Regions from separate parts of the Homo sapiens genome. Here region 2 is linked to region 1. The links are chromatin loops, found by intact Hi-C in ENCODE. Cell type or tissue: dorsolateral prefrontal cortex. All regions are shown on one strand. Region 1 has its middle 22 kb from the start of LINC00709. Region 2 overlaps LOC101928272 (a long non-coding RNA gene).

Evidence for each region. Hi-C counts contacts between places; a loop is a spot of excess contacts. Peaks named below come from ENCODE experiments on the same cell type or tissue, not always from the same donor. Only the 100,000 strongest peaks of a DNase experiment are listed, where the experiment ranks them.
Region 2: a loop joins it to region 1, with 5 times the contacts of the local background. A loop is called at or near these places in 11 of 110 quality-filtered maps.

What each region holds. Positions count from the first base shown.
Region 1 is chr10:9,296,333-9,298,832 of GRCh38, reverse strand. No RefSeq gene overlaps it. Among named protein-coding and RNA genes, the nearest start is that of LINC00709, 22 kb to the right of the region's middle. In dorsolateral prefrontal cortex, no CTCF peak of the experiment used is centred here; no DNase peak of the experiment used is centred here.
Region 2 is chr10:9,208,041-9,210,540 of GRCh38, reverse strand. All of the region lies in intron 4 of LOC101928272 (a long non-coding RNA gene), which reads left to right. Among named protein-coding and RNA genes, the nearest start is that of LINC00709, 66 kb to the left of the region's middle. In dorsolateral prefrontal cortex, CTCF peaks have their summits at 943 and 1,151 (motif pointing right); a DNase peak (open chromatin) is centred at 1,150; H3K4me3 peaks cover 521 bases; H3K27me3 peaks cover 337 bases.

The DNA of each region.
Region 1 (2,500 bases):
GTCTTACTTGTATCGAATTGTGTTAACATGTAATTTATGGCCAGCCTGGGTTTAATGCAGTAATTTGGATTCACAGTACTAATTTTCATTCATCACAATTCACTTCTTCATTTGTTGGGCTAATGATCCACAAACTAAAAAAAATAATAATAATAATAGAAGAAGAAAAAAAATGTGTGAGGCTGCAGTATCAGGTATCAGAGAAAGAATCGTTTTCCCCCATTATGACTGTTCAAGGCAATGTTTACTCATCTGCTTGGAGGATTGGTCTCTAGGAACCCCTTGTTTTATTCTTTTCTATGTCTGTTTACAAGTGACAGATTCTACCTATGGTATTTTTTATTTGTTTGATGAATGAAATAAAAACCATTGAATTAATTTGCTTGGATAAAGGAGCCCAGGGGTATAATAGGCAAATGTTTCATGTTATTCAGAACTCAAAACAAAAGCTTTATTTTCAGAAATATTTGAGTCTTTATAAAAAGAAAGAATAGAATTACATATAGACACATACACATAAATATATATGTATCTGATTTGCTCAATAGATACATTTAAATTCAGACATAAATAATTATCTAGAAATTATCTGGTATGTATTATTGCTTAAATACAAATCAAATTTCCTTTAAAATAATAACATTACACCTTGGGTTTGTGATAAGTGATCGTCAACCTACTTGCTTACCTCTAGTCCCCAACTCGGGGTAGTTTTTATAATGTCACACAGAGATCATCAATCAAGTTTTTGCTTTTAATTTCCCATGATTATTATTAGTATTATTTTTGGTTGATAGGAGATTTTACTCATCTAAGGATTGCAGGAGCCAGTCCTTTAACAGTTAGAGATGAAATGAGAATCAATTTTGGCCAATAAACAGTGAACGGTGACTCAAGGCATCAGGTTAGAGTTAAATTCAGGGTACTGTAAAATAGTAACCTCATTGAGGATCAAAGTCATGCTTTTTTATCCAGCGCTTCTTTGTGACAAACACATTATGTCAGCTCCACTAGCTCATTTGTCTGCGGCAGTTCCACTTTATCAGGCTGGAGTAAAAAGAATTGATGTGTCTGGATAGATAAAGTAAATGGAAACTCAGGACTCATTCCAATATGCTGTACTTTGATATATTTTGCAAACCTGAGAGCAGCTGGTGTAACACTAGTTACTGTTTGTATTTAAATATTGTACATTAGAAGACCTTTGAAAAGGTGTTTTATAATGTTTCTCTTTTTTTATTTTTTAGCACCTATTGGCTTTCAATTGTTCTTTTTTCTTTTATTTTCTTATTCATAAATATTTTCAGAGCCTGCTCTTTCAGAAACTTTTGTCTCATTTCCAAGTCAGACAAAGCAAGTTAAGATACTTTACAAAGTGCTAATTGAAATATAATTTTAAATTAGAGTGGTTATTTGCCTTTGCCTTATGTCTTCATTCTTTATAAAATTAAACTGGGGCTTTTTTGATTTGGTAAGATTTATTTCCCACCATTTTCTGTTTTCAAACTTTTGTCCTTTCTGGTTATTATTCAACATAACAAATGTATCTTCTTGAATGTTAGATCAAGGCAATATGAAAGTATTTTTATTTTAAATTATGTTTTGAATAAAATAAATGATCTATATCAAAATAAAAATCTTAAACATATAACATGTTTTCATATGTAGATTAATAGAACAAAAAAGCTACCAAAATTACAAATAATAGAACCATAATATATCTCAAATTATTAGACCAAAACAAGTTTTAACATGTAGATACTGACACTAAAATTACTGGTGTTTTTAGAGGTTTAGGTTGCAGACAGCCTTTAGATAATGGTTCAAGGAGAGTAGAAGAGAAAGAATCACTTTTGAATGATGAAAATGAATTCATGAAAATTATACCCATACTTTGTCCTTTCTTTCCTTTAAAACTTCTTTACATACTCAAATGAATTATTGAGAACATTAGTTAGATCACCGAAACCCAAAATGTTCCTGTTTATTTGCATACTTGAATTAATGTATTTTTTCTTCCATTTGGATTTATCTCAATAAATGCTCTTTCATTCTGTACTCTTGCACATATTGAAAATTTTGATTTCAAATTTAGGGCAAGAGTATAATCGTAAAACCTTTCAATAAAGTTGAAATGGTACCAGATATTATGCATATTAAATACATGAGTAGAGAGAGGTGGGAGAAGAAGCCATTGTGATAGGGAGGTATCAGGGTGAATGACTAAAATGACCCACAGATCTTTCTTTTACCAATACATTTAGGAGGAACTCAATCAGCTACTGATGACTCCACTGATTATGGGCTTTCTCAAGCTGCCTTTATGAAGAACAGGAAGACAAGATGGTCGGCTCTTATCCCTGAAGAGGAACTTGATCCTGATGGAAACATCCTAATGGAAAATGTGGGTTGGGATGGGAGCCCGTGATGAAGTGGCAGCTTGGCCTCACCACAAGTCATTCCAGTGACATGCGTCACAGTGCCTTCCAGCTCCAAATTT
Region 2 (2,500 bases), 88 kb after region 1:
TGAATGCGTTATATATTTGTATTAACATAAGAAAATATAAATAATGTCTTTCACGTAACAAAATAATTCTATGTCTTAGGTGAAATAACTCCACTCATATTTTCCCCTGCCAAATAAAAAGTGCTGAGCACAATCTTTCATGTAAGATCTCATTTCTCCTTTTAAACTTCTCCTATGAATGAAAACCAAATGGCAACGCAGCATTGAAAACCAATGCCTACAAAAAGTACACAGAGTTTGTAACATTAAAAAAAAGCAGGAGCTAATGACACATAACAGGTAAATAAAGGGGGAGGGGACCCCTGAACTTATACCAGGCGTCCAGGATAACCCTCTTGAAGTCTATTAGAAACATGCATTCATCAGTACAGCTCTTTGAAGGGCTTGGAAGATGTGAGGTTTGAAGGAAAAACAAAATGCTATTTTTTTTAAAAAATAAAAAGTGCTGAAAAGGTAGGGCTGCTTGAATTGTTAACCAATTCAAACCTAAATGTTCTGGGTGAGACCTCCATTGCAATTTACCCAGAAGGTGGGAGAAATGTTTCTGATATATGTGGAATAAATACAGAAATCAGCAACATAATAGAAAAACAATGTGCCCTTCAACATCAAACTGACAACAGGAAAAATCTCTCCATGTTCTTCTTTCTTAGTTCATGCGTTTATTAAACACACACATGTGAACTGCACCAGGTACTCTAAGTTGGAGAGCTTAGGTTGGTATAATCACAACCTTGGTGTGAGTCCATATCAATACATCTTTGAGTTAATAGTAATGCTATTAAAATAAATGGGCCGAACCATTGCGATTTTTAATCACTAGAAATTCCCTGATCTTATAAAGAGTTGCTCATTTGGAGTCCATTTTAAGTACTTTAAATCTTCGTTCAAAAATATTAGTAAATTTTTATTTTGCCTACACATTTGTTCATTCTACACACGCTACATCCAAACCTAGAGGGGAAATAGTAAAACTAACTTAAAATGAAAGATACTTTAACAACTACTTCTGCTTGCTTATTACATACATTGAATTGTTAAGATAGAAGAGAAAATAAACAAAGTCATTGTATTTTATTTTCTATGTAGGACACGGTGTCCAAGCAAAACAAACGGGGTTTGGTTGAACATGCAATACCGGATGTCGCCACTGGATGGCAATGCCAGCTTTTGTCTCTAAAATGTGCATGGTACCTTTGATGAGATTTAGCGCCACAACCCTTGGGTCCTAAGTTTCTCAGGACCATCAAAGTGTAAATACGCTGGGGTGAGTCTCCAGCACACATCTCGCATTCCTTTGGGATCTGTCGTCTTCTGGTGCACCCGATGCTAAGGCAGCCCATAAAGCTTCCTTATTTGCTATTACTCTTTGGGAACCTGATGTTCAATAGAATGCCAAGTTCATAAGAAGAAAAAAGGTTACAAAGAAAGTGAATAGGAGGTGAGATGGAAGTACAAATAGGGCACCAGATTCCTTTCCGCTGCTGAATGATGTTAAGCTTGCACAGGACCAACATCTCAAAAATATACTTGTTATGAATTCACTTTCTACCATATAGCAAGAATAGCCTTCACTCTTTTCAGCATTTTATAGTCTAAATCACTTGTTCTCACAAGCTATACACACACACATTCTGACATGTATACACACTTCAAATAAATGTTTGTAGTTGAGACAATTAGCTGATGACAGTTTAGTTTTCCACAGTGAATTGGTTTTAAACTTACAGTAAGGAAAAAACCTTTGAAAACATTATTTTAGGTATACTAAAGAAGCTAAAGGTTTTTACAACGAATTTTGTGTGGTGTTAAAATATATAAATATCTAAATTTGTATTAATTCAAAGATTAATGATAATTATGAAGGTGTTAGATATTATCTGGAACAATGAATCACTTCTGTTCAGAGAAGGAAGGATTTAATGCCAAATAACTTTGCTTAGTTATATGGATGGGAAACATGAGTGGGGTAAAATGATCACATTTTTAAGGTAAAATAAAGAGGGAGAAAATTTGTGTAAATATATGAAATAAAAAAAATTGATAAATTTAATTATCCTTAGTTCAGGAAACACATTTATCTATAACTCCTTATTACTATTTTAACATATAAAAACTTTGGCAAGCAGCATGTCATGCTTTTCTAGTAAACAAAACTTAATAATTAACTTTTACAATTAGCTGACATCTATGGAAGTTACAGTTTGCACTAGGCCTCTTATATATCTTTCATTTGCTTGTGAAAATGATGTTCACACCCCTCTGATGGAAGATGAAATGGTTAAGAATACCACAGAATAGCAAAACAAAACTTGAAACAACAACAAAACTAGAATGAAAATTTGAAGCATATTATAGTATGTTTAAGTTTAGCTAGCACGGGAAAAAATGTTTTTAAATACCAAATTTCAAATTAAGTTTTCTTATTCTTCACAACACAAAACACTAGCTGAATAAACATATATTATTCAATGAGTAGTAGGCATATAAAAGGAAAATT